2 separate regions of the Homo sapiens genome follow, and region 2 is linked to region 1. The links are chromatin contacts, found by Hi-C or POLR2A ChIA-PET in ENCODE. All regions are on one chromosome and are shown on one strand. The core of a region is the stretch at or near the end of the contact, and the rest is flanking DNA. Distances in the headings are between cores, read along the strand shown. Region 1 holds the start of HROB (homologous recombination factor with OB-fold). Region 2 overlaps HDAC5 (histone deacetylase 5).

Region 1 (6,004 bases), core at 2,195-4,694:
CAAAAACATACACATGTCAACTAAAAGGAGGCTGGTACAGGCTAATCCAAAATGTTCTGAACCTGAGTGTTTACATTTTAAGACCTCGTCTGCCACCTCTGATCATCAACACTTCCCTACCTCATCTTCAAACTCCTCTTCCACAGCAAACAGCTTCTGCAAACTGCACGCCTGAAAAGAAAAAAAACCAACTGGGGTTGAGAAATACCATTTGCAAGCACATTCTGTCCTCACTCTGCTTCTTCCCAGCACTAACAATACCATCAGGTATATTGTTTTTTGTTTGTTTTTGCTACGGCTGGGAAAGGACTAAGGAATGAGAAGAAATGGGATTTCGTTAAAGACTTAAACAATCTAGGGCCGGGCGTGGTGACTCATGCCTGTAATCCCAGCACTTTGGGAGGCCGAGGCAGGTGGATCTCCTGAGGTCAGGAGTTCGAGACCAACCTGGCCAACATGGAGAAACCTTGTCTCTACTAAAAATACAAAAGTTAGCTGGGCATGGTGGCTCATGCCTGTAATCCCAGCTACTCGGGAGGCTGAGGCAGGAGAATCGCTTGAACCCAGGAGGCAGAGGTTGCACTCCAGCCTGGGCGACAGAGTGAGTCTGTATCAAAAAAAAAAAAAAAAAAGACCCAAGTATTCTAAAAAACTTACTTAGCTGTGTGCAGTGGCTCATTCCTGCAGTCCCAGCTACTTGGGAGGCTGAGGTGGGTGGATCCCTAGAGCCCAGGAGTTTGAGGCTAGGCTGGGCAACATAGTGAGACCCGCCTCTTAGAAAAAGATTAAAACACTTTCTGCCAGGCACGGTGGCTCATGCCTATAATCCCAACACTTTGGGAGGCCAAAGCTGGTGAATCACCTGAGGTCAGGAGTTCAAGACCAGCCTGACCAACACAGTGAAACCCCATCTCTACTTAAAATACAAAATTTGGTCGGGCGTGGTGGCTCACACCTATAATCTCAGAACTTTGGGAGGTTGAGGTGGGGGCGGATCACAAGGTCAGGCGTTCGAGACCAGCCTGGCCAACATATTGAAACCCTGTCTCTACTAAAAATACAAAAAATTAGCTGGGCGTGGTGGTGGGCATCTGTAATCCCAGCTACTCAGGAGGCTGAGGCAGGAGAATCGCTTGAACTGGGAGGCAGAGGTTGCAGTGAGCCGAGATCGCACCACTGCACACCAGCCTGGGCGACAGGGCAAGACTCTGTCTTTAAAAAAAAAAAAATTAGCCGGGCCTAGTGGAGCATGCCTGTGATCTCAGCTACTTGGAAGGCTAAGGCAGGAGAATTGCTTGAACCCGGGAGGTAGAGGTTGCAGTGAGCCAAGATTGCACCACTGAACTCCAGCCTGGGCGACAGAGCAAGACTCTGTCTTAAAAAAAAAAAAGGAAAGAAAGATTAAAAAACTTTCTTGTAACATAATCCACTCAGAACCATCTGCACTAATCCTGGAAGGGAAGAAAGGGGGCAAAGGGAAGGCTGCCTAGGGGAGCAAGGGCAGTTCTCCAGGACTGTGCACATGGGCGTAAACATTTTGTTTTTGTCTTTTGTTTTGAGACAGGGTCTTGCCCTATTGCCCAGACTGGAGTGCAGTGGCAAGATCATAGCTCACTGCAGCCTCAATCTCCTAGGCTCAAGTGACCCTCCCACCTCAACCTCCTGAGTAACTGGGACTACAGGTGTGCACCACCGTGCTCAGCTAATTTTCTTTTTTTTTTTTTCTTCCTGAGACGGAGTCTTGCTCTGTTGCCCAGGCTGAAGTCCAGCGGCACGATTTTGGCTCACTGCAACCTCCACCTTCCAGGTTCAAGCAATTCTCCTGCCTTAGCCTCCCAAGTAGCTGGGATTACAGGCCAAGCCACAATGCCTGGCTATTTTTTTTTGTATTTTTAGTTGAGACAGGGTTTCACCATGTTAGCCAGGCTGGTCTTGAACTCCTGACCTTGTGATCTGCCCACCTCAGCCTCCCAAAGTGCTGGGATTACAGGCGTGAGCCACTGCGCCCAGGCTAATTTTTAAATTTTTATAGATACGGGGCCTCACTACATTGCCCAGGCCAGTCTTGAACTCCTGGGCTCAAGTGATCCTCCCACTGTGGCCTCCAAAGTGCTGGGATTATAGGTGTCAGCCACAGGCTGGGCATGGTGGCTCACTCCTGTAATCCCAGCACTTTGTGACGCCAAGGCGGGTGGACCACCTGAGGCCAGGAGTTCAAGAACAGCCTGGCCAACAAAGTGAAACCTCGTCTCTACTAAAAATAGAAATAAGTTAGCTGGGGTGGTGGTGCCCGCCTGTAATCCCAGCTTGTTGGGAGTCTAAGGCAGGAGAATTGCTTGAACCTGGGAAGTGGAGGTTGCAGTGAGCGGAGATCGCACCACTGCACTTCAGCCTGGGCCACAGAGTGAGACTCTGTCTCAAAAAAACAAACAAACAAAAACAGGTGTCAGCCACGGCCCCTGGCTTGGGCCTAAGGATTTTGCAATATCCCAAAGGTTTCGCCTGACCAATCTTATGTCAAACATAAGAGAAACTACCATAAATCCAAACATGTCTGCACAGTGGCATTGTTTCTGCAAATGAAGCCAGTAGTTTCCCTACCTAATCCAAGGCCCAAAAACTAGGGTCCCAGGAGAGTAGGATGCCCCAGTCCACGGTTCCTTCTTTCTAGCCAGCAGGGCTGCTGTAGCCAGTTCCTGATGAGTGTCAAACCCAGATCAGAGGTGGTGCCTAACCCCAGATGCCAGAGCCGCAGGAGCTACAGCTGGCGATACAGTTCCCAAGACTCTAAGGGTCAGAGTGAAAGGGGTGGGCGGGAGACGACGGTTGCAGTGAGCAGAGATCACGCCACTGCACTCCAGCCTGGGCGACAGAACGAGACTTCGTCCAAAAAAAAAAAAAAAAAAAGTAGAAAGTGTGGGGCGGGGAGGGGAAAGGGATGGACCCAAGCGGTAGTGACGTCTGAGCGCACTGGAAAGGGGGGTTTCCCAGGAGGGTAGGAAGGCAACAGGAGGGAAACTGAGGCCCGGGGGAGGAGAATGCTTTCTCAGGGTCTCCGGCGCGTCCATGACAAGCCCTGACGACAGCCCAGGTCTCCCGACTCCGCCGAACCCCCACCCAGACCCCGGTCCTGCAACTTGCGCGGGCGAGGGGCTGGAACCCCATGAGCAGTTCCGGAGGCCAGGGGGCCCTGCGGCCCGCCAGCCCCCAAGCTGGGCGCGGCATTACCATAGCGACGGCGGGTGGGCCTCGGCGGGGAGGTTGGCCCGGCACCCCGAGTCCGGGGAGTCGCCGGGGCCTTGGACACGACCCAGGTGGAAGTCTCGGACTCCGAGGGACAGTGCTTCCGGGCTGGGGTCAGAGGGATGAGTCTCTGCGATATAGGGAAAGTCGCCAGGAGACTGGCGGCAGGCGCCTTAGGCCGCATTCGAAGACGCCGCCACTGGGGCGTCTCCGCCTTCTTAAAGGGGCAGGCATATTTCTTTCCCGCCGACACAAAGGGCCTTCTCACTGTAGTCTTCCGCTCTGGTCTTAAAGGGGAAACGGATGGGCTCTCGGTCGCCCCCAAGCGGCTCCTCTTCCCAGTCGGCTGGTTCAGCACTGGTTCAGGTGAGATCAAGCATCTTGGCCCCACGATGCCTAATCCTGCCCCCGCCCCTTTCTTTTCCGTTCTTTTTTTTTTTTCTTTTTTAAACCGAATCTCGCTCTGTCGCCCAGGCTGGAGTGCAGTGGCGCGATCTCGGCTCACTGCAACCTCCGCCTCCCGGGTTCAAGCGATTCTCCTGCCTCAGCCTTCGAAGTAGCTGGGATTACAGGCGTAAGCCATGGCGCCCGGCCTCCCTGCTTGACTTAATACTGCTTCAGAGCAAGACTGTGGCTTTTCACCTTTGTGAACCAGCATGTGGCACATTGAAGACACTCAGAAAATGAGTTTGTTTTTGTTTTGAGACTTACTTTACTCCCTTACCCAGCCCGGAGTGCAGCGGCACAGTCATGGCTCACTGCATCCTCCACCTCTTGGGCCCAAGCAGTCCTCCCACCTCAGCCTCCTGAGTAGCTGGGATCACAGGCACACACCACCAAACCCAGTTAACTTTTTTTTTTTTTGACACGGAGTCTCACATTGTTGCCCAGGCTGGAGTGCAGTGGCACGATCTTGGCTCACTGCAACCTCTGCCTCTCAGGTTCAAGCGATTCTCCTGCTTCAGCCTACCAAGTAGCTGGGATTACAAGTGCCCGCCACCACGCCCGGCTAATTTTTTTTTTTTTTTTTTTTTTTTGAGACAGTCTCGCTCTGCAGGACAGGCTGCAGTGCAGTGGCATGATCTCGGCTCACTGCAACCTCTTCCTCCTAGGCTCAAGCAATTCTCCTGCCTCAGCCTCCCGAGTAGCTGGGATAACAGGCATGTGCCATCATGCCTGGCTAATTTTTGTATTTTTAGTAGAGACAGGGTTTCACCATGTTGGCCAGGCTGGTCTCGAACTCCTGACCTCAGGTAATCTGCCCGCCTCTGCCTCCCAAAGTGCTGGGATTACAGACGTGAGCCACTGCGCCCAGCCACGCCCAGCTAATTTTTTGTATTTTTAGTAGAGACAGGGTTTCACCATGTTGGCCAGGATGGTCTCGAACTCCTGACCTCAGGTAATCTGCCCGCCTCTGCCTCCCAAAGTGCTGGGATTACAGACGTGAACCACTGCGCCCAGCCACGCCCAGCTAACTTTTTGTATTTTTAGTAGAGACAGGGTTTCACTATGTTGCCCAGGCTGGTCTTGAACACCTGACCTCGTGATCCACCCGCATTGGCCTCCCGAAGTGCTGGGATTATAAACGTGAGCCACTGTGCCTGGCCTAAGCCCAGCTAATTTTTTTATGTTTATTTGTTGTAGAGATGAAGGCTCCCTATGTTGCCCAGGCTGAACAAGTGTTTGTTGAATGACTTGATGCCATTTGTCAGGAGGGAGTGCGAATGGCTGGGCAACTCAATGCTCACTTCCGCGGTGGCTCTTGCCTGTAATCTCAGCACTTTGGGAGGCAGAGGCGGGCGGATCACAAGGGCAGGAGATCGAGACCATCCTGGCTAACATGGTGAAACCCCGTCTCTACTAAAAATACAAAAAAATTAGCCGGGTGTGGTGGCGGGCGCCTGTAGTCCCAGCTACTTGGGAAGCTGAGGCAGGAGAATGGCATGAACCCGGAAGGCGGAGCTTGCAGTGAGCCGAGATCACGCCACTGCACTCCAGCCTGGGCAACAAAGCAAGACTCCGTCTAAAAAAAAAAAAAAAAGAAATTAGCCGGGCATGGTGGCGGGCGCCTGTAATCCCAGCTACTCAGGGGACTGAGGCAGGAGAATGGCTTAAACCTGGGAGGCGGAGGTTGCAGTGAGCTGGGATCATGCCACTGCATTCCAGCCTGGGCAACAAAGTGAGATTCTGTCGCAAAAAAAAAATTAAAAAATAAAGAATAATACATCTTCCAGCCGGGCGCGGTGGCTCACGCCTGTAATCCCAGCACTTTGGGGGACCAAGGCAGGCGGACCACGAGGTCAGGAGATCGAGACCATCCTGGCTAACACAGTGAAACCCTGTCTCTACTAAAAATACAAAAAATTAGCCAGGCGTGGTGGCAGGCGCCTGTAGTCCCAGCTACTTGGGAGGCTGAGGCAGGAGAATCGCTTGAACCCGGGAGGCGGAGCTTGCAGTGAGCCGAGATCGCGCCACCGCACTCCAGCCTGGGAGACAGAGCAAGACTCCGTCTCAAAAAAAAAAAAGAATAATACATCTTCCTCACAAGGTTGTTGTGAGATTAAATGAATTAATGCATTGAAATGGCTAACGCCATGCCTGGCCTATTAACAGGACCTCAACAAATGTGGATTCCCTTCCCCCTTACTTGAATTTGCAAACACGTGCTGGGAATTGTTATGGGAACCACATGGCTTGGGTTTGTATCTATTTCAGTATACTTGCAAATGCATTTCACCCTAATTTGTTTTTTTTGTTGTTG
Region 2 (6,004 bases), core at 1,332-3,831, 44 kb after region 1:
GAATCGCTTGAACCCAGAAGGCGGAGGTTGCAGTGAGCCGAGATCACGCCACTGCACTCCAGCCTGGCGACAGAGCGAGACTCCGTCTCCAAAAAAAAGAAAAAAAAATTACGTATGTATGTATGTATTTATTTATTTATTTTGAGACGGAGTCTCTCCCTGTTGTTGCCCAGGCTGGAGTGCAATGGCGCGATCTCAGCTCACTGCAACCTCCACCTCCTGGGTTCAAGTGATTCTCCTGCCTCAGCTGCCCGAGTAGCTGGGATTACAGGTGTGGGCCACCATGCCCAGCTAATTTTTTTTTTTTTTTTTTTTTTTGTATCTTTAGTAGAGACGGGGTTTCACCATGTTGGCCAGGCTGGTCTCAAACTCCTGACCTCGTGATCTGCCCGCCTTGGCCTCTCAAAGTGCTGGGATTACAGGCATGAACCACTGTGCCTGGCCTTATTTTTATATTTATTTTATGGAGCAGGGTCTTTTAGAGCTAGATGCTAAGCCTCTTGGGTCTGCCAGGCAGGTCCACACTGTGCCAGCTCCCTCCCCCCAGGGCTTCTCTAGGGGGAACTATAGTTCCCATTTCCTTGCTGGCCGGGGTTCTTGTCACAGGGATTCTTGAGTTGGAGATGTTGTCTCTGAGAGGGGGCTTGGACCTGGGGTGCAGCTCATGGTGTGTTCAGAGCAGGCGGAAGGCTTGGCCTTGCTCTTGGGAAGCTAGATCTGTTTTTTATTGTGAATTCTTGTTCCCAAGGCACTGCTAAAACCTGTGCCTCATGGCCCAGGGCCACTCGTCTATTTGGAGGCAGTGTCTCTTTGCCTGGACACCGTTTTTTTAGACTAAGGCTGTGCTGGCAGTAGTCTCAGGGGTTGCCCCACGAGCACCTACATCATCTCCCCCAGAGGACCAGGCTCTCCCTCATGCTGCCTGAAGAATCTACCACAGAAGTCCCCACTGGGCTGATGGGGTTCCTGAAGAGGAGGCAGACCCAGCGGGATGGGAAAGAAGTGTCACTCAGGTGGTGCACTGCCCATGGCCACTTGTGCTCGTGAGCTGGGCAGGGCAGCTCCTGAGCCAGAGCTTGCTATTTTTCCAGCCCCTCGCATGGCTAGAAACACACAGCCCCAAGGCCAGGCACGGTGGCTCACGCTGGTAATCCTGGCACTTTGGGAGGCTGAGGTGGGCAGATCACGAGGTCAGGAGATCGAGACCACCCTGGCTAACACGGTGAAACCCCGTCTCTACTAAAAATACAAAAAATTAGCTGGGCGTGGTGGCGGGTGCCTGTAGTCCCAGCTACTCAGGAGGCTGAGGCAGGAGAATGGCGTGAACCTGGAAGGCGGAGCTTGCAGTGAGCCGAGATCGCGCCACTGCACTCCAGCCTGGGCAACAGAGCGAGACTCCGTCTCAAAAAAAAAAAAAGAAAAAACGAAACACACACAGCCCCACCCACTCAGCAACCCAGGCTGGGACTTCCCATGGAGGCAGGGTGGTCAGCCCTGCAGAAAACCAGAGGTCAGGATGGTGCTGCTGCTTGTTACTGAGGCCACCACTCCCAGGAGAAGGAAGGTTCTCAGTGCTGGGAAAGAGGAAAGTATAGAGCTGGGTGCGGGGGGCCCAAGGCTTTCCCCCAGAGCCTTGCCTCTGACCTCTGCAGGAGGTGGCTCTACTGGCCTCTCGATTCCCATCAGAGTGAAGTCCTGGCAGGTGAGGGAAGGACCCAGGTCCTTGTCCTCCCCTGTGAACCTTTCCCTGGCTTTCTTTTCTTTTCATTTTTTTCTTTTTGAGACAGAGTTTCACTCTTGTTGCCCAGGCTGGAGTGCAATGTCGCGATCTTGGCTCACTGCAACCTCTGCCTCCCGGGTTCAAGTGATTTTCCTGCCTCAGCCTCCCGAGTAGCTGGGATTACAGGCATGCATCACCACACCCGGCTAATTTTGTAATTTTAGTAAAGATGGGGTTTTTCCATGTTGGCCAGGCTGGTCTTGAACTCCTGACCTCAAGTGATCCTCCCGCCTCGGACTCCCAAAATGCTGGGATTATAGCCACCAACGCTTGGCTCTCCCTGGCCTTTCAGTGGGGCTCTTTGCTAGCCAGAGCTCTTGGCCTGTCCTCTTAGGGAACAGTGCCCCTTCGTCTACCCTCTTTTTTTTTTTTTTTTTAGATAGGGTCTCGCTCTATCACCCAGGCTAGAGTGCAGTGGCATGATCTGGGCTCATTGCAACCTCTGCCTCCTGGGTTCAAACAACTCTCCCTGCCTCAGCCTCCTGAGTAGCTGGGATTACAAGTGCCCGCTACCGCACCCAACTAATCTTTGTATTTTTTAGTAGAGATGGGGTTTTGCCATGTTGGCCAGGCTGGTCTTGAACTCCTGACCTCAGGTGATCCGCCCGCCTCAGCCTCCCAAACTGCTGGGATTACAGGCATGAGCCACTGCGCCTGGCCCAGGTTCCCTTTTTTTTAAGAGACAGCCCTGGGTAACTGGCCACCACGCCCCGGGCCTGTCTATCCTCTTCTTTTCCCAGAGGTTCCCCAGCCTTCCTAGTCCACCAGGAGGCGGCCAAGAGCCTCTTCCTATCATGACACAACCACTTCCCCTTCCAGGTGCTTGGTGCTGATGGCAACTGCTGCCACCTGCTCTGCTCATGCCAGGCTGGCAGAGGGCACAGATCCTTGAGAGAGTGCAAGGCCCGCCAGGCTCCAGGGTCTGTGCCTGGGCAGACTCTATTCATGGGGCTCCATGCCCCTCCTTTCCCTGACTCAGGCAGAGTAGCCATGGCCCCTTCCACTTTGGGTGGAGCAGGTTGCTACCTGGCAAACCCCTGGGGTGCTGCATGTCACCCAGTCCCTGCAGGTCCTGCAAATTAATATTCTGGAGTCGCCTGTGCTTCCTGTTTGCATGGGAACGAGGCTGCATGGCAGAGCCCTCTGCCTGCCCTGCCACCTGCATACCAATAGGGCTGTGGTTCCCGCTGCAGCTCCGGGCCTAACATCTCTGCTGCTGCAGTGGCAGTGACAGGCTGGTGGGAGATTCCCCTTGCCTGAGCCCATGTGCTCTCTGCAGGGCTCCTGCAAGGGAAGCCAGTACTGCTGGCGACAGTTCCAGCCCTAGGCAGGGTTATCTGCTGGGAGCCAGGAGTGCTTGGACCTCTGCCCTTCCCTGGGCAGGCAGGCTGGAATCTGGCTCCTACAACCCCGGCATTGCCGGGAGCAGCAGGTTGACGGCTGTCCATTGCTTGGCTGAGTGATCAGAGTGCCACGGGCCAAGCCAAGCTTGACTAAGAACAGATAACCCTCCGGCCAGCTCAGGGCCTTGCTGAGCACTTCACGGGCTGGGGAGACCTGAGCTGGCTGCCATTTCCTTGCCACCATCGTGGGCTGTGGCTAGTTACCTCCAGGAAGGCCTTCTGCAGTTTCCAAGGACCCTTTCTCCTGGTGCTGGGGCAGGACATGGGTTGGGAATGAAGATGAGTATGTGTAACCCCACCCTCTGGCCACATCTGGCCACTTCTGCACATGTGGCTCTGGCCTTGTGGCCACAGAGTCGTCAGTATGGCTGGCGGGAAAACCACAGAGGAATGTTCCCAACCATGCCTGGGGGAGAAGAGGCTGGTGGGGACTGCTACATCATGCTGAGCTTTTACCTTCTCCCACCCCACCCTGCCTGCAGGGGGTTCCAGAGGCCATACTCCAGGCATGTGGGTGGCATGGCCTTGGCCTCGGCCTCCAGCAGGCCTTGCTCCTGCCTTGGTGACACCCATTCAGTGCTAGGTTCTCTGGAGAGATCCAGACCCATCTAAACAGGTGTGGGGGCCTCTCTTAGCCCACCCTTTGCCACCTCCTACCTCCCACCTCCCTCTCTTCTCTTTAAAAATTGTTCGGCTGGGTGTGGTCACTCATGCCTGTAATCCCAGCACTTTGGGAGGCCGAGGCGGGTGGATCACCTGAGGTCAGGAGTTCGAGACCAGCCTGACCTACATGGTGAAACCCCGTTTCTACTAAAAATACAAAAATTAGCTAGGCCTGGTGGTGGGCGCCTGTAATCCCAGCTGCTTGGGAGGCTGAGGCAGGAGAATTGCTTGAACCCAGGAGGCGGAGGTTGCAGTGAGACTCCATCTAAAAAAAAGGCCAGGGGCAGTGGCTCATGCCTGTAATCCCAGCCCTTTGGGAGGCCGAGGCGAGCGGATCACCTGAGGTCAAGAGTTTGAGACCAGCCTGGCCAACATGGTGAAACCTTGTGTCTACTAAAAATACAAAAAAATTAGCTGAGCGTGGTGGCGGGTGCCTGTAATCCCAGCTACTTGCGGGGCTGAGGCAGGAAAACTGCTTGAACCCAGGAGGCAGAGGTTGCAGTGAGCCGAGATTGTGCCACTGCACTCCAGCCTGGATGACAAGAGCAAAACTCCATCTCCAAAAAAAAAAAAAACAAAAAAAAACCAAAACTTGTTTTTTGTTTTTTTTTTCCCTCTCTCGCCTCTTAATGCTGGGGGGTGGTCTGGAGAGAGGCCAGCTCATGAAGGCAGAAGATACTGGTAGCCAGAAGGATTTCGGGGTCCTTTTTTCTCAGGCCTGGGCTGGAGTGGGCCACTTTGCCACAGGAGTCTTCCCAGCCCCTCGTGACCTCCCTGGGCTGTAGCGAGGAGAGTGAGGGCTTTCTTTGGAGAAAGAAGTAGAAGAGAAACAGGAATGGGTTGGCCTGCCTCTCTCACTTCCGCCTTCCCAGGCAGTGGTATCCTGCCTTCCCCTTCCTGGCTGGAGACTTTGTGGGGCTTGGGCTGGGCTTGGGGCTCCCTGCTGGTGTGGTGTTTGCCCAGTTGTCCTGGCAACCACAGGGCAGTGGTGAGGAGTGACATGCAGTGACCTGAGAACTGTGTGTAGGTACAAAGAAGTGGAGACCTAGCCCTCCCATAAGCCCATTGGAACTTCGTGCACTCCCTGAGCCACTCGGCCCATTGTCCATGTGGGGACTGGACCCAAGGTCTTGGAACCCAGCAGGCCCTCCACTGCCTTCCCCTCCCCAGCAGCCTTCCTCTCCCCAGCCGGTTCTCCGTAAGACCAGAGTTCTGAGATCTCTGCCGAAGCTCCTGCCCTCCCCCTGCTGTTACCCTTCTTCCTGTCTGATTCCCTTTCCTTTCCTGTCTCCTCCTCCCACCTCCTCCCTGCTGCCTGCCCGCCCATCCTCTTATTCCCCCTCCCCCCAGGCACAGCTGCTGTTTGGCTCACTCTATATATAGCGGCATTTTCAGGGTAATTACAATAAAACTGTTGAAAGGAGATAATCCAGCAAAGGAAGCGAGTCTTGACTCCCAGCCCCCTCCTGTCCCTGGCTTGGTGCAGCCCTGCACCCCCTTTCCCCGAGGCCTCCTGTTCCCACCCCACCCCCATTCCCACAGCCTCTCCCTCCTGCCCAGTCTGCCCCAGATAGGGATGAGGCCCCAGAAGGGGACAGAGGGTAGAGATATCCAGAAGGTCTCCACCAGCCTCTCCTGGGGTTACCAAGGGCACTGTCAGTCCTAGAACCAACCTCTGTGCCTCAGTTTCTCTTCTAGTATGAGGCTTTGCATGGGGCACGGTGTTGAGAAATGGGAGCGGGCACAGTGGTTAAAAGCTTAGGATTTGGACTCATATTCTAGTTATTGGATCACCTAGCTGTGTCTGGTTGCTACTTAAACTTCTCTAAACCTCAGTTTCCTCATCAGTAAAATGGGGTAATAATAGCATCTAAGTCATAGGGTAACTGTGATATTTAAATGAGTCATTGTAAAATGCCCAGAGATGTTGACTATCAATGATAATATTATGTGTTGAAGGCTGGGCAGTGGCTCACGCCTATAATCCCAGCACTTTGGGAGGCTGAGGTGGGAGGATCGCTTGAGCCTAGGAGTTTAATTCAGCCTGGGCAACATAGTGAGACCCTGTCTCTACTAAAAAATTAAAAATTAGCCTGGTGCATTGGCATGCTCCTGTAATCCCTGCTACTTGGGAAGCTGAGGTGGGAGGGTTGCTTGA

The links. Hi-C counts contacts between places; a loop is a spot of excess contacts on that map. ChIA-PET counts read pairs that join two places held with the same protein, here RNA polymerase II (POLR2A). Pooled maps may share reads with other maps.
Region 2: a loop to region 1 is called in a map of endothelial cell of umbilical vein, with 7 times the contacts of the local background. The contact joins the enhancer-like site here to the promoter of HROB in region 1. A Hi-C loop is called at or near these places in 3 of 168 maps with a recorded cell type or tissue (ascending aorta, endothelial cell of umbilical vein and transverse colon), 3 of 37 single-sample maps with no recorded cell type and 16 of 50 pooled maps. POLR2A ChIA-PET finds 5 or more read pairs at or near these places in 22 of 52 experiments (A549, A673, AG04449 and 18 more).

What each region holds. Positions count from the first base shown.
Region 1 is chr17:44,139,370-44,145,373 of GRCh38, reverse strand. HROB (homologous recombination factor with OB-fold) reads right to left here and starts at 3,444. Exons shown (of 10, transcript NM_001171251.3): 1 at 3,229-3,444; 2 at 121-171. The coding sequence starts at 3,231. RefSeq lists silencers at 2,619-2,913, 3,160-3,219 and an enhancer at 3,520-3,689.
Region 2 is chr17:44,094,893-44,100,896 of GRCh38, reverse strand. All of the region lies in intron 3 of HDAC5 (histone deacetylase 5), which reads left to right. Among named protein-coding and RNA genes, the nearest start is that of HDAC5, 26 kb to the left of the region's middle. RefSeq lists a silencer at 1,823-2,034 and enhancers at 2,382-2,676, 4,777-5,537. Within about 2 kb of position 2,581, at least 16 of the 41 ENCODE cell types and tissues checked have a DNase peak (open chromatin) inside an H3K27ac peak, as active enhancers do; they include ascending aorta, where a contact is called at or near this core.